Linked DNA regions of Homo sapiens: region 2 is linked to region 1. A link is an interaction called in ENCODE POLR2A ChIA-PET data of the cell type or tissue named here. Cell type or tissue: PC-9. All regions are shown on one strand. Links, peaks and the distances in the headings refer to the core of each region. The heading gives the core; the rest is flanking DNA. Region 1 has its middle 16 kb from the start of KICS2. Region 2 overlaps SRGAP1 (SLIT-ROBO Rho GTPase activating protein 1).

Region 1 (15,793 bases), core at 4,340-12,339:
TGAAGAACTTATCCCTGTATAACCAAATACGACCTGTTCCCCAAAAACCTACTGAAATAAAAAAACCACAATACAAAACAAAACAAAAAAGAATGAAGCATTCATGTGCTAGAACATGGATGAGTCTTGAAAACATTATGCTAAGTGAAAGAAGCCAGTCACAAAAAACCACATAGTGTATGACTCCATTTATAAGAAATGCCAGAATAGGCAAATCTATAAGGACAGAAAGTAGATTAGCAGTTACCTAGGGCTGGATGGTTGTGGGTTTTTTTGGGGAGGGAGTTGATTAAAACGTTATAAAATTGTAGTGATGGTTGCACAACTCAGTGAATATACTAAAAACCACTGAACTGCACACTTTAAAAGGGTGAATTGTATAGTATGTGAATTATATCTCAAATCAAGCTGCTGAAAAATAAACAACAGCGGGCTGTGAGCCAAAATTGTCCTGCAGGTGGTAGGTAGGTTGGCAACTTCTGTTGTGGATATATTCACGCAGGATGACAGATGAACTGATTCCTTTCAGAGGCCTGTTAGTGGATTCAGCTATTTGAGCTTGGAAGACTCACTTAAGGAGAGCTGGAAGTTGACTGTAATCAGAAAGTCCTTTGTTCTCAGGTCTTGCTGGTGAAAGGATCTATCTTATAGATGTTTGACATAAGCAATAATGAACTCCTCACCACCTGCTGGTTTGTAATTACAGCCACAAATTCAGCCCAGGAACTCAGGTACATTCAGACTCATTGTGGTTTCTAGTACTGGGTTCTTGCATAGCTACTTGGTTGCAAGGACCTTCACTTGGTCTCAGCCACACTTCCCAGACAAGCAATCATTTTATCCATCTCTCTTCTTCTAGACCATTTGGTTAGTGTCTTAGTCCACTCAAGCTGCTATCACAAAATGCCACAGACTGGGTGGCTTATCCAAAACAAATATTTCTCACAGTTTTGAGGAGCTGCAAGGGAAGTTCAAGATCGAGGCACTGGCAGATTTGGTGTCTGGTGAGGGCCTGCTTCCTGGTTCATAGATGGCTGTCCTCTCACTGTGTCTTCATATAGTGGAAGTGGCCAGGGAGCTCTCTGGAGTCTCATATAAGGGCACTAATCCCACTTTTGAGGGCTGTGCCCACATGAATCACCTCTTGAAGGCCACACCTCCAAATACAAGCACATTGGGGGTCAGGTTTCAACATATGATTTTTGGGGAGACGTAAACATTCAGTCTATAGTGGCTAGTCAGCTTCAATTCCTAACCGTCTCAGATTTGAAAAACAAAGCTTCATCTCACTGTCCTTTTGGAGAGCTAATATGAGGGGCTAAGGGTAGAGTTTAATTTAAATTTCCTTCTTACAATCAGAGTCCTCGCCAAGGCAACTGCTTAGTTTTCGTACTGCACTTGGGATCTTACACATTCATTCCACAAATACATATTTTATGGCTACTATGCATTGGGCACTATTCCAGGTGCTAGAGATATAGTAGTAAACAAGAAATAAAAATCCCTGCCTTTGTGGAGTTTATATTTTATTTTGTTTTTGAGATAGAGTCTTGCTCTGTTGCCCAGGCTGGAGTGTAGTGCAGTAGTGCAATCTCAGCTTACTGCAACCTCTGACTCCTGGGTTCAATCGATTCTCCTGCCTCAGCCTCCCAAATAACTGGAATTACAGGCATGCACCACCACACCTGGCTAATTTTTGTATTTTTAGTAGGGACGAGGTTTTCCCATGTTGGCCAGGCTGGTCTCGACCTCCTGATCTCAGGTGATCTGCCCTCCTCAGCCTCCCAAAGTGCTGGGATTACAGGTGTGAGCCACTGAGCCCAGCTGGAGTTTATATTTTAATAAGATGGAGTTAACCCTTCTTTCATCTGCTTCTTTCCATAATGAAATGCTATACTTTATTATCATGAGTTAGTCTTGAATCAGAGTCCTGTGCTCCATGAAAGGTCATTTCACCATTTCCTCTAGGCAGAATAGAGTCAGACTCATCCTGGACTGAACTGTTAAGTCCTGTGAGTTCTTTCTACAGCATAGTAACTAACCGGCACATTGTGCACATGTACCCTAAAACTTAAAGTATAAAAAAAAAAGATGACACACACACAAAAAAATAAATAAATTCTTGAAGAGCTATATTGAAAAAAAGAATCCCATCCACTTCTCTTCTCTTTTTCCTTCCTTCTTTTTTTTTTTTTTTTTTTTTTTTTTTTTTAAGAAATGAGGCTCTCACCATGTTGCCCAGGCTGGACTTGAACTTCTGGGCTCATGATCCTCCTGCCTCAGCCTCCTGAGTAGCTGGGATTACAGCTGTGTTCCACAACACCTGGCTCAGCAATAGCTTTTGTACACATCTCCCTGAATTTTCAATTTCCCCATTGTTATTAAAATAATCAAATCTGATCATATCCTTTCCTTATTTACACCTTTCAATAGCTTTTCTATTTTTCTTAGGATTAAGTCCAAAATATTTACCTGGCCTGTGGTGGCACTGCATTTACTAGTCCCTATCTACCTCACCTGAAATCACTCTGCCCTTGGCTTGCAATGTTCCCACCACATTGGTCTTCTCTCTTTATCTTGAAATGCCAAGCCCCTTCACACCTCCATTACACACGCTGTGACCTCATGCTGTGATCTCGCGCCTGAAACACATAAACCTTCACCAGGTTTATGTGCACTTACATCCACAAAACTCAGCTTTCTCCTTGAGGCTATTTCTGATCTTACCATATATACACTTTTAGTTATTACAATAGTTATTTATGTTCTTATTTAATTAACGTTACCTCCATTAGACTATGAGCTCCATGAAGCAGGGTCATGTATGATATGTTTACCACTATATCTCCTTACCTAGCCCAGGATCTGGCTCATAGTAGATGCTCAAAAGGTGTTTTCAGTCACAAACAGATATTTTGAAAAAGAAGATCAATTAGAACAAGACAATCATGAAATTACCTTAAAAAGTGAAAAAGTATTTTATGGCTAAATATTATGATACAAATTGAAATAATGGAAAAAGAGGGATATGATTAGAAAAGCAGGAAAGCAGACGGAGAGTGAGTGACAAAGAGACAAGGAGGAAATTGGCAGAATAATAGCTATATTGCAAGAGGAGGAGGGTGGGGAAAAAGAGAGAATTTTATTTAAAATAAAAACTAGTGATGGCTTGCCTGGAGGAGCATTTGTACTTTTAGGAGACTTGGACGATTAAAACCCAGAACTGCTACCCAGACACTGGTCAAAAACTACCCCAAATTTTGTAATGACCAATTTTGTCCACCTCTTTATGTCTTTTGTCTGAAAACTTCACATTCTCCCAAATGAGATATTACAAACCTTCCTCAGGAGGGCTAGAAGTTTTAGGAAATACAGCACATAGCAGTTTTTCTGCTTTCAAGAGGGAAGTTTCTCAGTCATTCACTTCCAGGCTCAATTCTAGGATAATTTGTGTTTCATATCCCCTCACTTTATGCCACCCAGGTGGCGATAGCTAATTTTTAAAAAGTTGGAAGACAATCTTTGGTTTTATCATTAAGTGTCAGAAAGAGGGCATTTATGGAAAGAAATGTTTACTAACATGCAGAAAGCAGAGTCCCAAGGGTCCGTGCAGACCTTTGCCTCAAATGTAAACGAGGGAATGAAGGGAAATGCCACCTTTTAGTATGTAGGCAAGAATGACAGGAATGAATGTTCAGAGGAGTTAAGAATTTAATGATAGATCCACACTTAACAAAAAGTGCTCTAAAGATCAACTCTGAGGTGCACAAGACATAAATTTTAATGATGCCTATGTCACTAAAAAAAAACAAGTCCACAAGGCACAAAGGGAGAGTCCTAATGAGTGCTCAATCTGCAGAAATAACTGGAAAGAAAATGTTGACAAAGGTATATTTCCCATCCAGTTCTAGAGTTTAAATAATGTCTATGTATGAAAACTCTTAAATTTTAAGAAGGATAAAAATTAGTGTATTTTATGGTGCTCATGGTATATAGCACTAGCAAAACTGATTATTTCAACAGTAAATTACAGAGTATTAGGTAGGTGCTCAGCGGTATAATGATTAATAAGACCCAGTGCCTAGCTTTAAGAAGCTTAGAATACAGCAAGGAGAACAAGTTAACCACAAAAATAACTATAAGGTAGCTGATAATAAATGACCAGGAGATTCAAAGTTTTGTGAGAGTTAGAAGGAGAAAAGGCTCATAATCTTACTGAGACAATCACTAACATTTTCATGAAGGAGGCAGCATTTGAGATGAGGCTTTTTTTTTTTTTTTTTTTTTTTTTTTTGAGACGAAGTCTTGCTCTGTTGCCCAGGCTGGAGTGCAGTGGCGTGATCTCGGCTCACTGCAAGCGCCGCCTCCTGGGTTCAAGCCATTCTCCTGCCTCAGCCTCCTGAATAGCTGGGACTATGGGTACATGCCACCACGCCCGGTTAATTTTTTGTATTTTTAGTAGAGACGGGGTTTCACCATGTTGGCCAGGCTGGTCTCAATCTCCTGACTTCATGATCCACCCACTTCGGCCTCCCAAAGTGCCAAGATTACAGGCCTGAGCCACCGTGCCCAGCTGAGTCTTTACAAATAGTAATATATTCACAGTCTGGGATATGAGGGAAGATGCTTTCAGATAGTGGGTGCAGCAACAGCAAAAGTACAGAAGTGGGAAAGCAGGAGAGATTTTTAGGAAACTCGATAGTTATTTTGCCAGAGTAGAAAGTGTATATGTTTGAGAAGAAGGGCAGTAGGAACTACAATTAGAAAGGTAGGTAGGAGTCAGATTGTGAAAAGCTTTTTATTCATTCATTCAACAAATATTCACTGAGTCCTTGTGCCTGGCATTGTGCTAAACTCAGTGGCCAAAACAAACAACAACAAAAAAAATAGGAGCCAGGCATGGCAGCACACACCTGCATGCCCAGCTACTTCGGTGGCTGTGGTGGGAGGATATAGCTTGAGCCCAGGAGTGCCAGACCAGCCTGGGTAACACCGTGAGAACCCGTCTCACACTCCCCAACACACACTCCCCAAAACAGATAGAGGCCTTGAATGCCACAACCACACCAACTATGCATTCATAGATTTTCTCAGAGACCCAAACATTCTTTTCTTAAATTAAGTTATATTTTTTTGTCTGCTCCCCAGCTCTTTTTTTTTTTTTTTTTGAGACAAGGTCTCACTTTGTCATCCAGGCTGGAGTGCAGTGGCATAATCTTGGCTCACTGAAGCCTCAACCTCCCAGGTTCAAGTGATCTTCCCACCTCAGCCCTCCAAGTAGCTGGAACTACAGGTAAGCGCCACCACACCCGGCCCATTTTTCTATTTTTAGTACAGACAGGGCTTCGTCATGTTGGCCAGGCTGGTCTTGAACTCCTGAGTTCAAGCAATCTACCCGCCTTGGCCTCCCAAAGTGCTGGGATTATAGGTGTGAGCCACCGCAACTGGCCTTGCTCCCCAACTTTCATGATGAGTTAGTCAAACTTATCAGTGGTGGTAGTCTGAGTACATGTGAAGAGAAATGCCTTCTCCCTGTCTCACAGGGGTTCAAAAGTAATTTTGAGGAAAGAAAGAAAACACATTTGCAACCAATTACACTTTCAAGTTACATTCTAGTTTCAAGAAACTAGGTCAGATTCCTTAGGAGGTTCGGAAGGATTTAACCCGTTCCTTTCTGGGAACAGTGCCTTCCATGACTTGTTCTGCCCAGAGGCTGGCTCTGCTTAGTTTGTCCCAGTGAGGGTGATAACACAGTGATGATCCTTTCCCAGTGGCTGATCCACCAGACTGGCCAAATTAGGACTTTAGCTACTGGAAGCAACTGCTAAAGAATTTCAAGGACAAATTCTTGCAGCTGTTTTCAGCCTTGAACATGACTAGAATATCAATCTATAAGCTGGAGGTGGCACACCTTGAGGATCTGTTGAAACTGCAGGAACCCAGATTTTAAAGCGGCAAATATGGACATGCTGGCTATTAAAATAAGAGGGTGTGTCTATGTTTAAACTCTTAAAAAGAAACATGAAATAACAAACATTAAAAATAGAAATGGAAATAACTGAAAGCAGGGCAATTATGCAGCTGACAATTAAAATGAAATGTAAGAATTCATTAGGGAAAAGACCATAATAAAAGATTATCATTAACTCAAGGAGTTATAACAAGGAGACTTCCCGGACTGAGTGTTACTTGGGTATAAGGTAGAGGCAGGGGCTCAAAAAGCTTTCTCAGTATGAAGCCCAAGCAGTGGAGCTCCTTGTCCTCAGGGTTTTAACTCAGGCCTGACAGTAAACACTTCAGGAACTGCTGCCAAACTTGTCACCCTAAGTCCTTACTCAAAGCTTCTGGGCTTTGAACATCCTCACTGATGAATGTGAATTTACTTACTATTCTACTTACCACTTAGGTATCAGTCTTCTAGTAATACAGTGTCTCAGAGTACCTAATCACTGTCCTCTTACCCTCTCAATCTGAAATCCGGGTTGGGCCAGCCCAATCAAGAAAATGGCCTAGTTTTGATTCCTCCAAATGTAGAAGCCATTTCCTTTTTACTTTTTTTTTTCTTTTTTATTGAGACAGGATCTTGCTGGAACGCAGTGGCACCAACTATCATAGCTCACTGCAGCCCTGAATTCCTAGGCTCAAGTGACTGTCCTACCTTAACCTCCCAGTAGCTAGGACTATACGATAGCATATGCCATCATGCCAAGATAATTAAAACAATTTTTTTTTTGTTTTGGTAGAGACAGGGTATCACTCTGTTGCCCAGGTTGGTCTGGAACTCTTAGCCTCAAGTGATCCTCCTCCCTCGGCCTCCCAAAGGCAGGGGATTACAGGTATAAGCCACCATGCCCCGCTGGAGCCATTTCTTAAAATCAAACTCTCAGTGACACTCTCTAGCTTGGAAAGGAAGACACAGCAGAACTACCCTTTTTTGAGACAGGGTCTCAATCTGTTGCCCAGCCTGGAGTGCAGTGGTACAATCACAGCTCACTGCAGCCTCAACTTCCCTGAGCTCAGGTGATCCACCCACCTCAGCCTCCTGAGTAGTTGGTACCACAGGCACGCACCACCATGCCTGGCTAACTTTTGTTTTTTTTTTTTTTTTGTAGAGACGGGGCTTTGCTGTGTTTCTCAAGCTGGTCTCAAACTCCTGTGCTCAAATGATCTGCCAGCCTTGACCTCCCAAAATTCTGAGATTACAAGTGTGAGCCACCGCACCTGGCCAGAAATACCATTCATTTAATTCTGTCAATAACCATACATGTTTTAGTGCCTAATATATTTCTAGCACTGTACTTGATCCTTGAGGAAGATAAGTGTCAGAGGCTAATAGCTATGGATTTAGGATCAACACAATCAAATAAAGGAACAACCATACATGTTTTAGTGCCTAATATATTTCTAGCACTGTACTTGATGCTTGAGGAAGATAAGTGTCAGAGGCTAATAGCTATGGATTTAGGATCAACACAATTAAATAAAGGGAAATAAAGAAACAAAGAAAGGTATAAGATAGTAAGTACATGATTGGCTGTTCATCTTTCTCCTTTATATATACTGTGCTAAAAAGGCACCCTTGTCGAACTGCTTTGCTACCATGGTGACAGTTACTAAGAAATGCACAGATGCACATATGAACAGGTTAACGAGTTCTGTTTTTTTTTTTTTAAATATGTAGTGTTTTCCCAGTCCAATGAATGATTCTTAATATCAGTTTCCATACAAAGGTGTTTCATACAATCACCTCTGTCGATTTTTTGTATTCAAGTCCTTAAAGAAACTGGAGCAAGAGCATGTGGACCTATCCGTGCTGACTCTCGACTGGGGATTTTCCTGCTGCTCAGGGATCAGGCATTAACTCTTCATGTGTAATCTGCGAAAGCTATGAAATGATCTGGGATTCTCTGATTTCCCTATTAAGAGATGGGGGGGTGGGGTGGAAAAAGAGAGAGAGATAGGGGGCCAGTACCCTCTAGAACACTCCTTCCTATGTCTGCCATTATCCACAGGCCAAGACCTTTTTACCTGCACTCAGCACGAAAGAAATCTGCATTCAGCCCTAAGAGTAGCTGCTTGGGCAGTGATCATAGCTCTGCTTTAAGGATAAGACTCTTATCTGTGACTACAGAAAGAGAAAAGGTTTCTCAAGGTTCTGAGTGCTGATTTCTCTGTGGCAGCCCTAAATTACATTTGAATGTCACCCCCAAAGGAATACACTAAATGACAACAAGCACAGATTCTTGTGAGGATGGATATTTCCCCTTGGACAAATTTCAATCTGTATCTATATATCTTTATACATACTTACCATGAGCCTGTTATGTACTGTGCAGAGCACCAGACCAGGTACCACGGAAGAAAACCGTAAAACAAAATTGGGATCCTATAGGAGCTTAGAATTTAGAAGCTAAGATCTTTTCACATAGAAGTAATAATGATGGAATGAAAAACTAAGTAGAATTTATTCATAGAGTTCTGGAATTTTTGGACTAGAAGTATTGTAAAGATCATTCTCTGTTTTGCAGAGGAGAAAACTGGAGCTCACAGAGTTAGTAGTTTACCTGAGGTCACAAAGTAAATTAGTGGCAGAGCCAGAAATACATCACAGTTATCAAGAGCTTTGTTTATCTTATCACATGTAACAACTATTAAGCATCAATTCCAGGCAAGGCAATGTGTAGCTTGAGATAATACATGTAAAATGCCTAGAACCAAGTCTGGAACTATTAGCTGTCATCATTATCACAATCATCATCATTATCATGGTTAAGAGTACAAATTTTGGTCTTAGCCAGACCTCGATGTGAGTCCCAGTTCTGTCACTTATTGTGTAACTGTGGACAAGCTACTTAAGTCCCAGTTTCTTTATTTATAAAATGAGAATAAAAATATCAACTTCATAGGATAATTGTGAGGATTTAATTAGATAGTATGTATAAAGTGCTTCAAATATCACCTAGCATGTTGAAACTGTTCAAATATTAGCTGTTCCATTGTGAACAGCTGACCTATGTACACAGGGAGTCAAACAAAGACACACATATAGCATATTGATGGAACTTCTCTTTGAGCTGACAAAAAAGGAAGCCAGTCAGTTAACAACATTTACTGAGTTTTCACTGTATACAGGTATCAGTACACAGTCATGTGGAACAAAGAAAGTAAGAGAAGAAATGCTATTTTGGATGTTATAATATATAAACTATTTATCATTCACAACAAATACACACCAACTACCTACACAGTGATGAATAAGACTGAGTTTCTGCAAAGAGCTAGTCTAGTGGAAGCAGCAGCAAGAAATTAGGCCATTATGACATGGAGTGATGTACACATTGCAGAGCTAGGGCTGAGAGCTATGGAAGGTTATGAAAGGGCATCTAATCCACTAACGGTGGAGGTAGGGAAGGAAGTGTCAGGGAAAGTTCCTCAAATGAAAGAATAAGGAGTTGTCCAAAGATGAGAAGAGTTGAATATAGCCTAAAGCAACAAACCTGCTGTGGTGAGTACTCTGGACTGGCTCTGGCTCTCAGCCATTCCAATCTTCTAGTGTGCTTTCTTTGAATACAGAGGTTAAAGAAGGAAAAGACACATTTCCCTCATGTCCTGCAGGTAGGGTTATGCTTCTGCCAATTAGATACACTTGGAAGGTGGATCCTAGGCTACAGTTATGTTTTGTTTCTGCTGGAAAACTAGTTGTAGACACATTGGGTATTTCTGCAGCAGTATTTCAGTGTCTAGGTCCTACCCCTGTGCCTGTTTAGAGGAAGTAGCAGGGGCAGCAGTGGCCTCTTGATCCTTGGATCACAGGTACAGCAGTATGTCTTTGAACTCAACACTCCACTGGAGGTCTCTGCCTGCCTGCCTTTCTGATTATTGCAGAGATGGCAGCTCCTCAGTAGACCATCCAGCAGACTTGCTCTAGGAATCATTTCTGGAGGCCTGCTAAGTGACCATTCCTTTAGACTTCCCAATGATTTTATAAGCTCCTGATACCCTGCATTAAATTCATTTTTGCTGAAAATAGTTTGAGTGGTTCTTTTTCTTACACCTAATACATCAGCAGAATACAAAAAATTCAAAATGTGATATATAGTTTTCAGGGGTCAGCAAACTAGCAAACTTTTCCTGCAAAGAGCCAGGAGTGTAAATATTTTAAATTTTGTGAGCCACATATGATTTCTTCTCCTCCTTCCTCCTTTTCTTCCTTCCTCCTCCTCTTCTTCCTCTTCTTTTAAAATAACCCTTTAAAAATAAAAAAACCATTCTCAAACCCTGCAAGCCAGATTTAGCCCATGAGCTATAGTTTGCTGACCCTTGATAGAGTGTTGATGAGATGTGAAAGAACATGATGAAATGTCAAAGAACTAAAATACTGAAGGAAAATAGCTCATATTTTTAAAAACAAGATATTTTTAATGAGGCCAGGTGCAGTGGCTCACTCCTGTAATCCCAGCACTTTGGGAGGCCGAGGCGGGCAGATAACTTGAGGTTAGGAGTTCAAGACCATCCTGGCCAACATGGTGAAACCCTGTCTCTACTTAAAAAACACAAAAATTAGCCGGGCGTGGTGGCATGCACCTGTAGTCCCAGCTACTTGGGAGTCTGAGGCAGGAGAATCACTTGAACCTGGGAGGTGGAAGTAGCACTGAGCCGAGATCACACCACTGCACTCCAGCCTGGGTGACAGAGTGAGACCCTGTCTCAAAAAAAAAAAAAAAAAAAGAAAAAAGGAAAAAATGTTTAAGATATGTTTAATGATGTTACCACACTAAGACACACAACAAATCCTGGGGTGGGATCAACAGTTGATGAGAGGAGGCAACAGAATTCAGGTAAATAAACGGTCCCTTGCCTACCCAACTTTGATGCCTAGTTCATTAAAAAAATTACTTTATTATGGTAAAAAAAACACTACAGTTCAGTAATGTTATGCATATTCACACAGCTGTGCAGCAGATCTCCAGAACCTTTTCATTGTGTAAAACTGAAACTCTACATCCATTAAACAACTCCCCATTTTCCCCTTCCAGCCAGTCCCTGGTAACCATTATTCAACTCTGTTTCTATTAATTTGACTACTCTAGTTACTACATATAAGTGACATAATATATGTCTTTTTGTGACCGGCTTATTTCACTCAGCATAATATCCTCAAGGTTCACACATGCAGTATATAACAGGATTTCCTCCCTTTTAAGGCTGAATAATATTCCACTGTATGTATGTAACATTTTTCTTCATTCATTCCTTCCTTGATGGACATTTGGGCTGCTTCCACCTCTTGGCTATTGCAAATAATGCTGTTATGAACATGGGTGTAGGAACCTCTCTTCAAGATCTTGCTTTCAATTCTTTTAGATAATTATCCAGAAGTATAATTGCTGGTGGTTCTATTTTTAATTTTTTGAGGAACCTCTACATTTTTTTCCACAACAGCTGCACCATTTTACATTCCTACCAACAGTGCATGAAGGTTCCAATTTCTCCACATCCATGCCAACACCTGTTTTTTTTTTTTTTTTGACTAGCCTAATAGATGTGAGGCAGTACCTAATTGTAGTTTTGATTTGCATTTCCCTAATGATTAGTAATCTTGAGTATTTATGTTCTCATATGCTTGTTGGCCATTTGTATATCTTCTTTACATAAAAGTCTATTCAAGTCTTCTGCTCATTTTAAAATTAGGGCTCTTTTTGTTGAGCTGCAAGAGTTATTTTTATATTCTAGCTATTGAGCTCTTATCAGATACAGAATCTCAAATATTTTCTCCCCTTCTGTAGGTTGCTTTTCACTCTGTTGATTGTGCTAGTCCAGTTTTAATCTTTGCCCATGAATGAAAGTCTAGTCTGGAGCAAACTGCTGGCAGTCTGGCCAGGTCTGGAGCTGTCTTCTGTCCCAAAGACACTAGTGGTAATGAGTCAAAACATCTGTCTTGGATACTTCAGATTTGGATATTCTGATCCTCTACAATATCCAAAAGCATTCCCATATCTTTGCTTTGAGCCAGAACCAGCCAACTCAAGGTTTCTGGGGCCGTAGAATTAGAAGCAGCCTCAAGACTGGGTAAGTGGGAGATATGGAGGTGGACTCATTAGATTCAGATTTGCATTATTAAGTGTCTGCCACTAGAACGCTGAAATCAAACAATTGCAATAAATATTTTTCAATTCACTATTGTTCCTTTTTGCTTCAAATGGTAGTCAGTTCAGTTTCTTTGATGCTTCATGCTTATGCTGAGGAAATAAAACATCCCAACCCTGGAGACCTGAATGATTCCAAGGAAGTACATGGAGAGTTAATCCAAGGCTTGGTCTAGAATGCAACTCAGTTCACACAAAACTTGCTCCAGAAAAACCTTGACGATTCTGTACAAGTGGATATGAACACTACGGAATGGTGCATTTGCTAAAACATCCTATTTGAAGAGATAAGGTTCTGACTTACAAAAGGTCTATTTCCTCTTCCAACCACTACTGCCTTTTCGAAGTACACAACTGGAGAAGCTGAATAGGTTGGCTTGTCAATATTGACGAGATTTTTAAAAGCCTAAAAAAATTTATGGAAAATGACTGATTGCCTCACTGTCAAAATTCTTATGCCTGTTGAGATTTATCCTTGGATAAAATTATTTATCCAAGATTGCTTATGGAAACAGAAAATTTCAGAAAGCCTTATGTGCATTATTTTTCTGGTTCCCACAAGAAAAATAAAATGGGAGAGAAGGTTAGGGACAGAGCTGCACAAGTTCAAGCAGAAAATATGCTGAAAATGTAGGGTCCTAATTCCCTGACTTTTATGTTAAGTTGTTGCTATTCAAGTACTTACATACAATGATGTTTATCACTGCATACTTCAAATTATGAATGTAAGGAATAGTGACATTTAAGCTGCCAAACACAGTAGATTAAAAAAATACTTAGTTTACTCATCATATCAAGAAATCCAGAGATAGGCGGTTGCTGGCATTGGTTTAAATGTTCAGTGATTTTGTCAAAGCCAAGTATCTAATTTCTTTTCTCTCATGGATGAAAAAGGGGTACGATAGCTCTGAACATCTCATTCCTTACCAAGAAGAAATAGTTAAGAGATGATACCAGCTTTGGCTGTCCCATTTTATCTGGAAGGCAAAATGTTTCCTGGAACTTCCCCCTCAACTCTCACAAAACTTGAGCTTATTTCTCAATGGCTGGAACTTGTAAGTGAGGCTACAAAACTAAATATTCCTAGATATTGTAGAGGTAGGTTAGTGAGAAGCGATTTGGGAATGGGTGCTTCTCTGCTAAGTTTTAGGGTTGGCCACAGAAAAACCAGGAAATATCAAAATATCCAACAATACAAGATTGACTGAGTGTCACGTGCCATATGAATCCCAGGTGGCTGTTAAAAATTGTGTTGTGAGCCAGGTGTGGTAGCTCACACCTGTAATCCCAGCACTTTGGGAGCCTGAGGAGGGCGGATCACATGAGGCCAGGAGTTTGAGACCAGCCTGGGCAACATGGCGAAACCCCATCTCTACTAAAAATACAAAAATTAGCCGGGCGTGCTGGTGCATGCCTGTAATCCCAGCTACTCACATACTCATGTGGCCGAGGCATGAGAATTACTTGAACCTGGAGGTTGTGGTGAGCTGAGATCATGCCACTGCACTCCAGCCTGGGCGACAGAGCAAGATCCCATCTAGAAAAAAAAATACTGTTGCAGATAGTTACATGCTAAATTATCTATAAAGTATTATCAACTAAACATTTAATATAAAATAATAAGAAAATTTCAAATGTTTTAGAGCAAAATAAATACATATTTAAAAATTTTTAATGGACAGATGCAAAAAGAAAAAAATGGAACTTATATTCCAAAAATGTTGACTTCAGTTGAGTTTTTCAGGAAATAGACTCTGAAGCAGAGGTTTGTATGCAGGTGATTTACTGGTGAGAACGCTCAGGAACAGCATCTGTTAAGGGAAGCAGGGGCAGGATTGGGCAGAGGGGGAGGGTGAATTGCAGGGCAGTTGCCACAGAGGCTTTAACTTGTCTCATGGGACACTCTAAAGCTGGGATATCCCAGATTGTGCCAATTGACTTGATGCCTTTGTACCTCCACAACTGACCAGTCGTTGGATTTGAGCTGACCCAAGGAGGGGAATATTGGGTGAGGCAATATTTCCCTCACTGAAGACAATTTTAGAGAGGAATTAAACTATGAGCCAGCAACAGCCAACATTCCTGGTAGCTGTATCTTGGGATCTGGGCAGCATACCACAGCATCCACTAGAAATGTCAACAGTGGTTATCTAAGTTTGGGGATTAATATGCTTTATTTTTCTATATGCTTTATTTTCTTTATATGCTTTATTTTTCCAAATTTTTCTATATATGCTTTATGTCTTCCAAATTTTTCACAATAAACACAGCATTGTACTAAGGATTAAATGAGTCAATTCATGTAAATCACTTAGCACAACTCCTATAATTTACGAAATATTCAATATATTTATAAATGATTATTTTGTATTTAGAAAGAAATCTGTATATATAGGTACACACATACATTTCTTTCTAAATTCAAAATAATCATAGGTAAATTTATTGAGTACTTAATGTATATACATATATAATTTAAAAAGAAAACATAAATATATACATTGTCAAAAAATGAAAGTGTGAAAAAGGATTTAAAATAACACATGGATCTTGCTATTCATTTTAGTTTATTTTGGTTTATCTGATCTGTGAAAGTCTTTCTTATAACATTGTTTCTTTCTAGCATATTCCAATAGAAAGTTCTGTGATGATGAAAATTTCTGTATCTGTGCTGTCCAATATGGCAGTCACTAGCCACAGGAGGCTACTGAACGTTTGAAATGTGACTAGCACAACTGAGGAAGTACATTTTTAAGATTTTATTTCATTTTAAATTCATTTAAAATGTAAATAGCCACATGTTGCTGGTGGCTACCATATCTGACAGTATGGCTTTAGACCAACACTGGGCAATGGTTATTTAGAGAACAGATTTAAAATATTATTTCTCTCTTGAAGCTTGGATTAGTTTCTTCCTCCATTGCTCTATATAATTCCCTAACCTTGATTTTAAAATCTCATTATAATTAGGTATGTAGAAAAACAAAATGGGAAGAGCTAATTAAGTGTAAATAAGAGTGTGTTTATGTGTGAGTGTTGTCAAATGAAAGGAAAAGTAATTTAGTTGAAAGTAAGATGTTGGCCAGGCATGGTGGCTAACGCCTGTAATCCCAGCACTTTGGGAGTCTGAGCGCATGGATCACTTGACGTCAGGAGTTTGTAACCAGCCTGGCCAACATGGTGAAACCCTGTCTCTACTAAAAATACAAAAATTAGCTGGGCGTGGTAGTGCATGCCTGTAATCCCAGCTACTCAGGAGGTTGAAGCAGGAGAATTGCTTGAACCCAGGAGACAGAGGTTGCAGTGAGCCGAGACCATGCCACTGCATCCAGCCTGGGTGACAGAGTGAAACTCTGTCTCAAAAAAAAAAAAATGTAATAATGTATTGCTAATTGTGTGGTACTTTTGGCAAATGATCTGAAAAAAAAAAAAAATGAAAACGTTTGTTCTGTGTCAAATATTTGATTCTTGGTAAGCCAAAGAAGACTTCTCCCTGAAACAGTATCTTTCAATCACACTGTTGATACAGTAAGAAAGATAACTGCAGAAACAATTTGACATTGCCTGAATAACAAGTGGAAATCTCTTACTACTCAGGTGGGAGGCCTGTGTGTGTGTGGACAACTCACTAACAGCAGCCAGGTTTA
Region 2 (15,793 bases), core at 5,267-13,266, 160 kb after region 1:
CTAAGTTGTCCTATACCTGGCCTTGGGGTGATTAGGGAAGGGGAATAGTGGCCGTGAGTGTCAGAACCATGAAGGAGGTGGTTGGAGGTAGGTCGTCTGGATCACCTGGCTTGCATACAAAAGGCACACTTGGCAAGCCAGTTCTTACTACTACTGCTAGGAATTGGCTAATCCCGGGAGGGGCAGTACTTCTGGGGTCAGAAAGTCCCCAATATACCAAAGCATTAAAAAACTAGAAAATGTGGTTATTACAATAAGGTCCAAGAGAGCTTCACATCTGGTGATATCTGGAGAAGCTGACAAAGCTAAGCAGATTAGAATTTTGTTTGGTCACTGATTCACGGAGCAAGCCAATCTTGTAGACGGAGCCAAAAACCTCCAATGCACTGAATCATTGTCCCCGCATGACTGGGAGACGCAGGGTAATGCTGGCTAATGGAGGGATATCTTTTGAGTCTTCTATGAAAGGCCTGAAAATCACCTCTGTAGGATTCTATAGTACGGTAAATATGAACGCATGCAAGTTGTGAGAGGAACCTGGAATGAAAACGAATTGCCTCAGTGCTTATCAAAGTAATTTCCATGGCAGAGGTCTGATGATTCTTGCTCTGCTACACCCACATCAAGTGAACAGAGCCAGGGACGTTCAACATTCCAATTGCGTGACTCATTCTGATTCTGTGGCTACCACATGACTTCCTGATAATTTGGTTTCCTACAGAGGATGCCCACATGAGAGGAAGTACTGGTCAGGTTGATGTGAATATCTAGTCTATTTGGCAATTATAGCTCTCATGGCAAATTAATATATTTCCATTTCTGCTTTTTAAAAAAATCTCTTTTTTTGAAGTGCCTTACAGTAATTATAATTGAGAAACAACAGGTAAAATAATTGATAGTGCAAGGAGATGCTATAGGTGAAAAACATCTCTATAAGCTGCATATTACCAGGTCGAGGTAATAGTCTTCTTTTTCACTGACACAGTGAAGAAAAACCTCAGTGTTTTTTTCTTTTGTTAGGTTTGGAAAAGTCAGGAGCTGTATCTTTCTAGTTGGTTTACCATGAAGTACGAGGGGCTTCCTTATGAATAAGCTGCCCAGCAATAACATTATAGATCCTTGAAAGTCAACTTGCCAATTACTGCAGCAGATATACCAGTGTTCTAAATGCGTCTTATTTCAAAGAGAACTCAATTTCAAAAATGCAACATCTTGCTATGCTAATTAGATAATTTCTGTCTGTTGCACAAATGGTGACATAGAAAAATAAAAGTTGCCACAAACTTTCCCGAACCCAAATCAGAATCTGCTGCCCAAATGGCTTTCCTTTCTTGTAGTAGCTTCACAATCCTCCCCTGAATGAAGAAAGTACAATATGGGAGTATGTGTTAAAAGTTAAATGTTTAAAGTGAATCAAAATGGAGAATATATAGACAGCTAAAATCCTAAAGATATTCAATATAGCTCAAATTTTTATTTTTATTTTTTATTTTTATTTTTTGAGATGGAGTCTCGCTCTTGCCCAGGCTGGAGTGTGGTGGCGCAATCTTGGCTCACTGCAACCTCCGCCTGCCGGGTTCAAGTGATTTTCCTGCCCCAGCCTCCTGAGTAGCTGGGATTACAGGCGCACACCACCACGCCCGGCTAATTTTTTGGTATTTTTAGTAGAGACAGGGTTTCACCACATTGGCCAGGCTGGTCGTGAGCTCCTGACCTCAGGTGATCCACCCGCCTCAGTCTCCCAAAGTGCTGGGATTACAGGCTGAGCCACTGCACCCGGCCAGCTCTAATGTTTATATGACTAAAGGAAAATAGGAACAGAAAATAATTGTACTTTCTACTTACTTATGCAGTAGATGTACACGTCGTATTTTTTTTTTAATTAAACTATCAAATCAAAAGTCCTGTCACGCTATTTAGAAACAGTTAAAGTATTCTGGATTAGATAAACCAAGCCGGTTTAACTTAGGTTTTTGTTACTGTCTCTGCCTATTAAAGAGCTTTACAATTCCAGAGGGAAACAAAAATAAGCTAGAACATACCTAGTCTTGTAAGAAGCCCAAACATTTCATGTTGCTATGCTTTGTCAAGCCAAAACTATCTCCCGTATTCATTAACAAAATGTTAATTCTTTCAGCATTGAAATGGTTGCTTCTTGTTAAAGAGAAAGTAAAATACGCTATAAGTTATGATAAAATATTTTCCTACCTTGTAGTCATATATTCAGCTCTATGACCTGCAGGAAAAAAATTTAAAGTAAGTAAACTGAAAGGAATCAGCAGAGTGTATGTGGTACTCTTTTGTATCTCCTATCCGGTATTTTAAAACACTGAGTTTGTAATAACTTACACGTTTTTATGGCAGAAAACATGAGGATAGCATATGAAGATAGACACATAATTCAGTGTAAACATTTCATAAAATCTATACATAAAATTTAATAAATTCTATAGATTTGAGAATCATGTTTCACTTGGCAATTTGAGGCTGTGTTTTTTTTTTTTTTTTTTTTCAGAAAAGAAACAAGAATAGCTGCTTGATCATAACTGTAAGCCCAAAAATGAAATACAAATAAGACATATCCAAGATTTAGATGTTAGTTATTCTCTCTGTTTTGACTGACACTTGTTAGCGAGAAGGATGGGTTCAAATACAGTTGGGAGGGTTCAATTTTCCTTAGACTAAGTTGGTGTTCTTTCTATAATATGAATCAGGGGACTGGAGAGAAGCTGTATTCTGTAATCAGAAATGACATTTGCGAATATTAAAGTACAAGGACATTAAATGATACTACATTCCACCAACTTGTAAGCTAAAAGCCTTTCACAGAGTTCTCTGTCCATTAAAACATCAACTTCTTATACATTTGGGTTTCTTGACTTGTTTTAAGTAACAGGGCTGAATTTTTGTAGGGCTCCGACAATCTGCAATAATTTCAAGTTTGCATGTGTTTATCGGTTGCTTTGTACATTTAGGGCGGAGTAGTGGGAAGGAATGTGGGAAACATTGAACCATTCAGCTGGTTTGTTTGCAAAATAATGACATGGTCCTGAAACAGCTTGAAAATATAGCTGGCAGGGGATGGTCACGTTGCAGCACAAACAGCTAAGCTCAGCCTATCATATCATAATGCAGTGATTCAGATTTCTAGGGCAAGGCCAACATGACAATGGTAAAGAAAGCTGGCTTGTTGGGAATGGTGAACCAACACTTCCAGGCTGCAGTAGAGCCTTTGACTCTATTATCTCCTCTTGAATAACAAATAACATAAAGGATTTGGTTAATATCTATTGATTAAATAGGGTGAAACAGTTAAAATCTGAGACTACCTTTCTTCACATAGGGCCAGGCCACAGTAAAAATGTTGGCAGAATGAGTTCATGGACATGACTTGAAGTGGGGATGAAGGGAAGGGAAGAATCTCCTCTTCCTCCTCTTCCCAGTTCTACTTATTTAAGTTATAAGTCCCTTCCTTTTGCTGGCCTTCTGCTACCTTGGAGGAGAAGAAAAAGGTGAAGGTGTACATAGAACTTCAGAATAATTTATAGCTATTCATGAATGGGAGTGAAGGTCTACTGAGAAGTAGAGTGGGCAGATGGTGAGCTGACTGTGGTATGTGGTGCCTTATGGGATATCCTAATGGCAGTGTTCGGCAGCAAGCTGGCTATACAGGGTTAGAGCACAGAGAAAAGACAGGGCTGGAGATAAAGATGTGAGAGTCACCACCATTTAGGTTGTGTTGGGTCCATACGAGCCACGTAAGATCACCCAGTGTGAGGCAGTAGAATGTGCAAAGGGTTGAGGGTAGAGAAACTGTCTGGCTTGTGTTGTATTATGTTGTTATGTTGCATACTTTATGACAGCATTAAGTCTAATTAGGTATGATGCAATATATATTAGTAACAACAATAAAAACAGCAATGATGTCTAATATTTATTAGACACCATTATAAGCACTTTATATTACATATATTAACTCACAATTTTCACAACGACTTTATGAGGTAGCTTCTATTGTTATCCTTATTTTACAGAAAAGACTGAGCATATAGAAAAGTGACTTGCCCAAGGTCACGCTATTAGTATGGGGTGGGTGTGGCACTCAGGTCCAAGTTTGTTTTAATCCCAGTCCTGAGATCCCAGGAACTATAATGTACTAGCTCCCAAGCACTATAATGTACCACCTTTAAAAACGTAAGTCTTTTTTCCTGGCAAATACTTTGAAAGATCCTAGAAGAAAGGTAGGTATTATGGCTTACAATTCTGTCTGCCTCATATGCCTAAAGCCAAATACAAAATACTGAATATTTAAATAAATTTAATAAATTCTATAAATATGTACATTATTAAATTAATATCTATAAATGTAAATTTAATAACATAGGTAATCACTTTCAAGTGATTCAATAATGATGCCAATGAGAATTCCTTAGAAATGAAATGTGTTATAACTTTGAAATTCTGCTATTTTTGTAACAATATCCTAACAAATTATTCCCTAGATTTAGAAAATGATATGTAAAATGCTTAAAATTATTTTGCTCCATCCATCCATAGTTAATAGTATGAGATAAAAAATTAAAAACCTATAAAAGATACATTTTGAATAATGAACCAAGAGCGTGCTTTGCAAGAACTATGATTCACAGTATAACCACACTACCACATCCATCGTTTTTTCAGCTAATAGTCCTGAGTGTGTCTCAACTGATGAATGAGGTTTTATTTTTTAATCAGTATCATCATTAATAGATCAATAACACACAAGCTTAGAAGACTCTTCTTCCCAGAGAAATGTGAAAGCTTCCAGCAGTCTGAGGATTAGATTTCAATCATTTTCTTTGGAAAGCTACTTAATTATTAAAAACAACGGACCACTCCTTCCCCTCGCCACACCCCCCAACATATAAGCCATTTTGAAGGAAAAAAATAACCCAGGCTTAACTTGTTCTTGGTTCAAACATTTTTTTTCAGCTACTCTTAAATTTCACTCGAGAATTATGAAGTGAATTATTTTTCACACCTAAATGCATTTTATCTCCTACATATAGTTAATGGGATAACCAAAATACAGTTTGGTGGCAATTTGATATTTTAAAAAAGGAGATAAAATACTTAAAATGTGTATGGCTCAAATGAGACACAGGCATCCTGGATTTGCTCCCTAATGAATGACTGATGAGAACTCCTGGCATTACTTTCCAGTCCTTTTTCTTCCTTAAGAATACCAACTACTGCAGTGCTTTTCTAAAAAACCATAATTACTCACATTCAGCTTCCCTTTTGAAAGTATACTTGTACTCCTACTCAAAGACAGACAATGGATTGTATGAGGATAATCTATTAAATTCCTTTGTCAGAAACCTTATGCCCAGGGCAAGAAGCAATAAAATATGGAGCTCAGCTCCTAGTATCAGATTTTTTATTTAGCAAAATCGCACTGATATTTGCACCCCCTTAACTCCAAATGCTGCACACAAAGAAGCCAATGTGAACATTAAGGCTCATTACTGAAAAAGAAAAAAAAAATCAGTGCCTCAGTTTTATAGATGTATATCTCATTTACTGTGGTCAATTTAACTTCTATGATTTAAAAACAAATGACATCACAAAAAGATACAATGGTGTTGCTGAGGGATGAAGAAAATGATAATAATGAGTTTGGTCTTAACAACTCATTGCGTGCTTCTTTCTATTTCAGTAGTTTTCAAAGATTTGGAATTCTGAATTTTGACAGTGCCACTTTAAGAGCCCAATCTAGTTGCTTCACAATGTTGTAAATCAAAGAACTTACTGGGCCATTGGCAGCCTACCAAAAAGCGAGCAGTAAGGCAGGCCAAACACATGTCTGTAGTTACAGATTCAGCTGTGTACGAGCAACTGCTAAATCTTCGGGTTAGGCTCTATTTGTTTTACTATGAAGGCAGTTTTTGCAGCGGTGAGTCTAGTATACTTCAGAGAGGTGATTTCTATATAAAAAGTCAGGACTGTCCCCAAACATAACCATTGAATCCTGTATTAGTAACCCTATCACACCAAATCTGGACTCAGATTCCTCCATAAGAGCTCACCATGGGATTACTTCACTATGTGATGGGCGCCATTAACTCTCCTGGTCTCCTTTGATGTAGCCTATTAACATGAAGAGGGCTTGCACAGAAAGCCAGCAGGCTTATAATGGTTGAGTTAAAAGGTGGGGCATGTCTCCCATGCTCAGCTTTTCTCTGGGCAAATTTGTCAGTGTCATATCCAGGCAGTGACCAGCAATTGGTGTGCCACCCAGCCTGCAAAAGGGGCAGGGCTAGGAAGCAGAGATGTCTGCAACCAGTGGGCAGAGGCTAGTGTGCCTGCTGCTGATGGATGAAAGCTATCCAGTTTCTTCTGCAGCATAAATGGAGTCCTGTGAAGGTTTTATACACGTCAGCACAGCTTGTGTCCCTGGTATACCAGAGCCCGTTGAAAAAAATTCCAAGATAAAGAAATCCTGAGCTGGGCACGGTGGCCCATGCCTGTAATCTCAGCACTTTGGGAGGCTAAGGTGGGTGGATCCTGAGGTCAGGAGTTCGAGACCAGCCTGGCCAACATGGTGAGACCCCTGTCTCTACTAAAAATACAAAATTAGCTGGGCGTGGTGGCAAATGCCTGTAATCCCAGCTACTCAGCAGGCAAGGCTGGAGAATCACTTAAACCTGGGAGGTGGAGGTTGCAGTGAGCTTAGATTGCACCACTGCACTCCAGCCTGGGCGATGACAGTGAAACTCCATTTCAAAAAAAAAAAAAAAGAAAATTCTGGCTTGCAGTTCACAAAGTATAATACAGATTTATGCAGTTCAGCAGCTAAAGACGGAATTTGGCATGTGGACTCAATAAATTGGCTAGAATATAGCCCCATCCAATAATGACATGTAGAAGAATATTAACCATTGGGGCTTTCTCTCTAGGAGACACAAGAGAATCCATGTTGAATAGGTACCATAAAAGTTTCAGAATGTGGCCCCAAGCATATTAACACATGTGTCTGCAAGCAGTGCCAAGAATGAATTCCCCCACTACTTCATGCTCTCAAACACAATTTCTAAAGTGGTATCCATCCTCATAGGGTAGGACTTTGTGCCTATAAGCGTTCATCTACACTTAGGATAATTTATGCTTTGGGCCTGGCAACTGACCTTGAGGGCATCACTTGAAATATCAGGCATTTGTGAAAAATTGAAAAAAAAAAAAAAAAAAAAAGACCTTACATGACACTGTGAGGGAAAAAAGAAAAAACAGGACACAATTATAAGAAAACTATTCAAAGATAAAAAGACTTTTTTTTTTTTTTAAAGTTCAAACCTACAGAAGAGTTAAAAGAGCAGTACAGGAAGTATCCTTATCCCCTTCATGTAGATTTTCCGGCTGTTAATGTTTGCCACATTGACTGTACCTTCTTTCTCTCTCCCTCTTTTTTTTTTTAGAACCATTTGAAGGTAAGTTGCAGACATCATGACACTTTAGCAAGCATTTCTTAAGAATAAGAATGTTCTTCTTTATAATCACAATACCATTATCATATCTAGGAAAATTAACACTAATTCAATAATATTATTTAATATACAGTCTGTATTTCAACTTCCCTAATTGTTCTTAAAATGTCTTTCATAACTTTTGCTTTTTGATTCAGTATCTAATTTAATCTAGTGTGTGAAGGTTCATACATTGTATTTGGTTATTTTATTTTTTAATGACACTTTTTAGTAGTTTGCGTTGTTTTTTTTTTTTCCTTCTAGGTGTAATTGGCCTTTTCATCCTAACTGTGTCAGACATGGTTCTTAGGTCATGATAACCTTTCTCCATGTGGTCATTCCCTGAGGATGATGAGTTCTTTGGTGGAAACCAGGAGATAAGGTGATAGAAACTTTATGGTTAAGGAAGGTTCCAGAATTGTGGGAGGCAAGAATTTAGGTCTAAGAGGCGCAATCTCTTTTTTGACCTGAGTTACTCACACAACTCAGTCCTCTCATTTCCCACTCCCTTCCACATTCTCTTTTACTTTTTCTAACTTCTGGCAGGGTCTAGTGTGAATAAAAGATAAAGTTACAGACTATGAAGCACTTAAGACAGGAACTTGGCTTGTATTTATTTTTTTCCTTTTAAATTTCATAAAGACAAAGAGAAACATTAACATTTATACAGTCCCCTTTGCCTGTATTCTCATGCCTCCCCTCAGTTTCCTCATTTGTAAAAACGGAGAAATTATTAGTGCACAGTAAAATATACAACTCAGAACAAAGCCTGGCACAGAGAAAGCCTTTCAAGTGTTAGCTGTTGCTGTTGTTTTGTTACTATTATTAGACATAGCAATCTACTTATACTTTAAGATTGTTTCTCAACTACAGCCAATGCCTGCTGAAAGAAAAAAATCACCCAAACTGGTTTAACTGGTTTCCAGAGTCTAAACAGGCAACAGATGGAACAACAAATACTCGCCCATTAAAACAAACAGGGGTGGGGTTGGAAGGGTGCAGAAGTCTGAGAAGGGAAGGAAGAAGAGACTGGGGGGTCAGCAGGTAGGGGAGGGGCAGTGTTTCCAGACTTTTCTACGATCAGGAGCACCACACTCTGAAGATCCCTCCCTAGGAGCTCGGTATTGACTTTCCAGCCCTCCCTAGATTTCACTACGCTTCCTCAAGGTTAGCACCATGCTTTAGAAGAAAATCGTGCCAGGAGAACTTAATCATGACATATACAAACAAAACCAAATCTAAACACAGAGTGTCCTCTGCTTCTTAAAGCACAAATATACAATTCATACTCTTTCTGGAATATATACATGATACGATGTATCATCCAGGTCATCTTCCCATACATTTTGGATAACTCACCTTCTCCCAGGGTCCTCTGCAGCAAGTCATGTTTGGCTTGAAGTTTTGTGATGAGATTACTGCCTTCCAAATATTCTCTGAGTTTCTGCAAAAGGCAAGAATAATTTTTAAATCTTTTTTTTTTTTTGAGACAGAGTTTCATTCTTGTCACCCAGGCTGGAGTGCAGTGGCGCGATCTTGGCTCACTGCAACCTCTTCCTCTGGGGTTCAAGCGATTCTCCTGCCTCAGCCTCCTGAGTAGCTGGGATTATAAGCGCCCGCCACCACACCTGGCTAATTTTTCTATTTTTAGTAGAGATGGGGTTTCTCCGTATTGGCCAGGCTTGTCTTGAACTCTTGACCTCAGGTGATCCGCCTGCCTCGGCCTCCCAAAGTGCTGGGATTACAGGCGTGAGCCACTGCACCCAGCCTAATTTTTAATTTTTAAAAATTATTCAATGTCAAGGAACTTTTCATAGATCTAAAATCCAGCCACTTTGATCTTCTAGACGCCAGAAACTTGTTACTTGAAGTGTGGTCTGCAGACCAGCAGCATCAGCCAACCCTTGGGAGCCTAGGAGAGATGCACACTCTCAGGTTCCTTCTGTACCAGACCTCTGGAAATAAGAACTGGCACTTTCACCAGCTCTCCTGGTGACATGTATAGATATTAAAGTTTAAAAGTACTGTGTGTTTTTAAATTTTAGAGTTGGGGTCTCACTCTCTTGCCCAGGCTGGAGTGCAGTAGAATGATCTCAGCTCACTGCAACCTCTGCCTCCTAGGCTTAGGCGATCCTCTCACCTCAGCCTCCCAAGTAGCTAGGACTACAATTGCACATCATTATGCCTGCTGGCTAATTTATATATCTATATAAATATAAAAACATATATAAATATATATAAATATAAATATATATATATGTTTTGTAGAGACAGGGTTTTGCCATGATGCCCAGGCTGGTCCCAAACTCCTGGGCTCAAATGATCCTCCCACCTCAGCCTCGCAAGTGTTGGGATTAGAGGGGTGAGCCCCTGTGCCCAGCTAAAAGTACTGTTTTATACCAGTCCTCTAACTAACTAAATAACTCCTAACTAACTAACTCCTAAATAACTCCTAAACTCTTTCCGAAACTGACTGAATCAGGAACTCTGATGGTAGACAGGAGTCTATTTTAACAAAAGGAACCCCAGATGGTTCTGATGTGACTATAGAAGTGGCACTTGGGAATCCTAGATCTGAGCTCTGTAGAGTGGCTTGGGAAGTGGCGGGCACACCATGAAGTAGAACTGTTCAGTTTCCTGCTGGTTGGCTCTTCTCTTGGCGATGCTGGGTTTACTCAGGTAGGTTTCAGAGACAGTGGACTTCACTGATTCTGTGGAACGACTGTGCTGGAAGCATTCAGAAACATCATAGTCCTCGATGGTGACCATATCTTGTATCGTCTGCAAGGTGGCTTCAGTCGTTTTCTTAACCTGGGAATAGAAATACATTTCTCACGTTAGTACATTATTTCATGAATCCCACAAACAGGGAGAGTCCACTCTGTCAGGTAGAGATGAGGACACAGGGCCTGCCCCCGCCAAATTCACAGTCTATTAGGAGAGAAACAAAGGTAAAAAACACTCCATATCACCAGTTTAAGAGAATGATTTCTTCAAAATCATCCTAAGGAGGTTATCACTTTATATTTCAGTCCTTATAAATCTCATATCTGGGTACTCTCTCAATTACTTTTTTGTCTTAACATTTTCAATTGAAGTCAAACTACACATAGAAAAATACACAGACCATAAGTGTGCAGCTTGATGATGAATTATCACAAAGGGAGCACACCTATGTGAGTAACAATCAGACCAAGAAAAAGTATATTATGAGACTGCTTGTGCCTCTCCCAATTACCATACACCTATACCCTCTCCTTCTCCATTAACTGGACTTCTAAGATTAGATATTAGCTTTGCCCTTTCTTGCTCTTTACATGAATGAAATCCTACAGGATGTATAATTTTTGTCTTCCTTTTGCTCAACGTGAGATACACTCATTTCTTGTGAGTATATTTCACTGCTATTCATTGTAGGAATACACTGTAATTCATCCATTTTACTATTGATAGATGATTTTTTTTAGTTGTGGGCTATTTTGAATAATGCTGCTATAAACACATTTTTGTTTAGTCACACATATATGAATAGAATTGCTGCTTAACTGTTTTCCAAAATGATTGTAATTTACATTCTCACCAGCAGAGTGGAAGAATCCCTGCTATTCCACATCCTCATCAACAGTTGGTATTGTCAGTCTTTCTTTTAAATTTAAACAATTGTGTTGGGTGTGCAGTGGTATCTCACTGTGGTTTGAATATGCATTTCCCTGATATATGAGATTGAGCACATTATCATATGTTTAAGGCAATTTGGATCTCCTTAATTGAGAACACTTTGTTAAAATCTCTTGCTCCATTTTCTAAGTTATGAGTCTTTTTCTTAATGATTTGTTGAGATGGATATGAGTCTTTTTGTAGTTGTATGTGTTGCAAATATTTTTCCCCACTGTGCTGTGGTTTTTCCCTCTTTCAATAGTGTCCAGATGAACAAAGATTCTAATTTTAATATAATGCATTTATCAATTCTTTCCTTTTAGTGTTTTTTGTGTCCTATTTAAGAAATATTTTCCTATCTCATAGCCATAAAGATACTGCTTTATGTTATCTGTTAGGAGCTTATTTATTTATTAATCTCCTAGTAGTCTTTTTATTCACTGAAGGTCATATTCTACCTTTGCTTATCAAAGTATAATGTAAATTGATAGCTTTTTCCTTCTGTCACACAATGTAAAGAGTTTAGAACACCTTAACTTCATTTACTCCTCCTGATTTATATGCTATTTTTGTAATATATTATAATAGAATATATATAAATATTAATATATAAATTTAAGACATTATTATTTTATGTAGTCAAGATTCACTTAGCATCACCCATGTATTTATTACATTCTTTGATGTCGAGTGCTTATATTTTAAGTGTACCCTTTAGAAGTTCTTTTTAGTATGTGTCTGTTTTGTTGACTTGACAACGTCTTTTATTTCACCTTCATTTACTAAATATCTTTTTCTGTGCAGCAGTTATTTTCTTTTTGTATATTAGAAATATATCACTGTACTTTGTTGTGGCTTCTATGTTCCTGTTGAGTGAGAAGGTTACCATCAGTCTGTCATTGCTTTGAATAAAATCTGCTTTCTTTTTCCAGCTGCTTTAAAAATTTTCCATTCATCTTTGGGTTTCTACAATTTCACTGTAATATATCTAGGTAAGGATTTAAAAAATATATTCTGCCTGGAATTTCTTGGACTGCTTGAATTTGTGTGATGTTTTTCATAGGTTTTAGTAAGTTTGCAGCTTTTATCTTTTCAAATATTGACTCTATATTCTTTAATTTTTCTTTCTGAGCGGGGCGTGGTGACTCACACCTGTAATCCCAGCACTTTGGGAGGCTGAGGCGGTGGATCGCTTGAGGTCAGGAGTTCGAGACCAGCCTGGCCAATATGGTGAAACCCTGTCTCTACTAAAAATACAAAATAGCTGGGCGTGGTGGTATGTGCCTGTAATCCAGCTACTCGGGAAGCTGAGTCAGAAGAATTGCCTGAACCCAGGAGGCAGAGGGTGCAGTGAGCTGAGATCGTGCCACTGCACTCCAGCCTGGGCGAAAAAGTGAGACTCTGTCTCAAAAAAAAAAATTTTTTTTTCTTTCTGGGAGTTCAATTAGTATATTAGACATTACTGTGTTCTCTATATCTCTTATTCTTCTTTTCCATATTTTATTATCTTTTGTTTTTGATGCTGCGTTTTTATTATTTCTTCTGATTTGTCTGCTTTCATGATTTATTTTTTAGCTCTACCTGATGTTAAACTCACCCACTGCTTTCTTAATTTTGGTTATTTCTCAGTGCTAGAATTCCTATGTAGCTCATTTTCAAATCTGTTATTTTAGTGCTTATGATTTCCTGATGAAATCTAAGCTTGGCTTTTAAAAACCTCCTTGAACATTGTAAATAGTTCTTTTGTCATTTATTTCTGATAATCCCAATATCTGGAGTTCCTGTGGGTGTGTCTCTATTGTCTATTATTTCTTCTGGCTATCACTCATGGTTTCTTATCTCCTCATTGTCTAATTATCTTTGCTAGATATTTTTTGTAGAGTTACTTGAGGTCAAAGGTGAGGTTATCCTCCAAAGAGAATGTTTATTTTCCCAAACCATTAGGGGCACTAATAGCTCAGAATCTCTGGATTTTATTACTGTTCAAAATATTGGATGCTCTTCCTTTTGGGAAGATATGGTTCCCTGTGTCACAGGTTTCAGGCTTGGCCATGCATCTTGTCCTAGAAAATGAACTTTGAAAGAATCAGTTGAGTGACCCAGTCCATCATTACAGGAAGTGGAAATCTTTTCAATTACTTTTTTTTTTTTTTGAACAAAATAATGTTTGGGAAAGAAACAGTAGCAATTAGTACTAGTTTGGATGCTTAGAAGGTCATGTGATGGAATTAATATTAAAAAAAGAAGGGAAAGAAATTTAATAGACAATAATCATTCCTGGGGTTATGCACAATGCAAAGAGTAGATACTGTTGGAAAAAAAGCATATTAATGACCATTAAAAATACTGTAATTAATTACTTTAAGGAGGTCATAATCAAATATCTATAGACTGAATTAAAAGAGTCACCATCCTACACTAGTCAAATAGGCTCTTGTAGCTTGTAGACAAATTTCTAATGACAGTATCACGCACAGGTTTTAAAAGCACTGTATTTCAAACAAACAGATGTGAAGATGGTATACTCTGAGAAAAGTGTACTTGATGACTCTGTTGGGAACAAGCCCCCCAAAATCTGGCCATAAACTGGCCCCAAAACTGGCCATAAACAAAATCCCTGCAGCACTGTGACATGTTCATGATGGCCATAACACCCACACTGGAAGGTTGTGGGTTTACCGCAAGAGGGCAAGGAACACCTGGCCCGCCCAAGTCGGAAAACTGCTTAAAGGCATTCTTAAGCCACAAACAATAGCATGAGCGATCTGTGCCTTAAGGACATGCTCCTGCTGCAGTTAACTAGCCCAACCTATTCCTTTAATTCGGCCCATCCCTTCGTTTCCCATAAGGGATACTTTTAGTTAATCGAATATCTATAGAAACAATGCTAATGACTGGCTTGCTGTTAATAAATATGTGGGTAAATCTCTGTTTGGGGCTCTCAGCTCTGAAGGCTGTGAGACCCCTGATTTCCTACTTCACACCTCTATATTTCTGTGCGTGTGTCTTTAATTTCTCTAGCGCCGCTGGGTTAGGGTCTCCCCGACCGAGGTGGTCTCGGCAGACTCAAAATGTGGCTCTGGTAATGACAAACACAATATCAGGATATATGAAGAGCCTTCATAAAATTGTGAAAATGAGAAAAATATAGTATTTCTAAATTAAAAGTTTTATATAATGTGATTTAAAATATTTGTGCATAACTAAATTAATAGCTGAATACTGAAGGTAAATATTTGACTATGTTATCTACATCTCCATAAATTTTATATTTATAATACTTTTAAAAAATGGAAGCCTTTACTTGTGCCAATATTTAGTAATTAAAATACTACAAAGTAAATGCTGTTATTTCTTTATTCAATTAAACTCTTGAAATTGACAAACATGTAAGAAAACAGGCAAAACTCAGTATACTGTGTTGTCTGAGAAGTCAGGGAAGGTGCCATTCAAAAGATAAATTTTGAGTATGTATTAAAAGGTGAGTAGGTGTTCACTGAAAAAAAGGGCATTCCAGGCAGAGGAAAAAGTGGGAAAAGAGAGACCCTGGCCTTCTTGGGCTAAAACAAGTAGCTTTATATGAGAAGTAGGAGTGCATAGCATCTAGAGAAGATGACTTGCTAATAAAGGACCTTTCCATTGTATGATACTGGGGTTAGAATTTTAAAAAATAAAACAAAAAATAAAGGCCCTCATATACCACACTTAATTGAGAATCAACAGGGAGCCACTGATACCTACAAGGGACAGTTTAGATTTACATTTTTAAAAGATCCCTGAGTTGATGAACAATAAAAGGGAAAGAGACAGAAAGCACGAAAGTTAGTCAGGAGACCCTAGTCCCATTGAGAGATGATGAAACCTTGATCTAACGAAGTAAGAGTGGGAATGAACATGATGGGGGATATTTGAAAAACATTTAAGCAACAGCAGTAGCAGTTAATCGTTTTCAACAGATGGCTTAAATAGCAAAACTGCTGGAAAGAACTACAGCTTCTTTTGCTCTGGAGGGCAGAGCAGAACTTCCAAATACATAGAAACATGAAAAATATATAATGTTCTTCAGATATCAGTGAGGTGAAGCATAAGAATAACATGATGTAAGGTTCAATAAGGTGCTCTGATATGTACCTAAATTAAAACACAATTAAAGGAAACAATGACAAAAAAAGCTTCTAAAGCAAACAAACAAAAAAACACAAAATCCATCTGAACAACCAAAAAACGCAAAAAGAATCATGAACCAAAATAAACATTTGTAGTTTGTCTTCAAATACAGTCAGGTTTTTTTTTTTATGGATTCTGTATCCATGTATTCAACCATTCACAAATTCAACCAACTGTGGGTCAAAAATATTTGGAAAAAAAAAAGAAAAATAATAATACAACAATAAAAAATAACAAAACCCAGTATAACTATTTACATAGCATTTACATTGTTTTAGATATTATAAGTAATCTAGAGATGATTTAAAGTATAGGAAAATGTGTGTAGGTTATGTGCAGATACCACCTCATTTATATAAGGGACTTGAGCATCTTCGGGTTTTGGTATCTGTGGGAGGTGCTGGAACCAATCCCCCTTGGATGCCAAGGGACAACTGTAATCTGTAAATCTGTTGGAATTTTGC

Evidence for each region. ChIA-PET counts read pairs that join two places held together with the same protein. Peaks named below come from ENCODE experiments on the same cell type or tissue, not always from the same donor. Only the 100,000 strongest peaks of a DNase experiment are listed, where the experiment ranks them.
Region 2: POLR2A ChIA-PET joins it to region 1 with 5 read pairs; 6 of 35 experiments call an interaction of 5 or more read pairs at or near these places.

The regions. Positions count from the first base shown.
Region 1 is chr12:64,230,810-64,246,602 of GRCh38, reverse strand. No RefSeq gene overlaps it. Among named protein-coding and RNA genes, the nearest start is that of KICS2, 16 kb to the right of the region's middle. In PC-9, for the core only: no CTCF peak of the experiment used is centred there; no DNase peak of the experiment used is centred there.
Region 2 is chr12:64,073,442-64,089,234 of GRCh38, reverse strand. It overlaps SRGAP1 (SLIT-ROBO Rho GTPase activating protein 1), which reads right to left. Exons shown (of 22, transcript NM_020762.4): 9 at 10,119-10,316; 10 at 8,865-8,949; 11 at 2,209-2,236. Among named protein-coding and RNA genes, the nearest start is that of KICS2, 140 kb to the left of the region's middle. In PC-9, for the core only: a CTCF peak has its summit at 11,138; a DNase peak (open chromatin) is centred at 8,414; H3K4me3 peaks cover 1,302 bases; H3K27ac peaks cover 3,577 bases.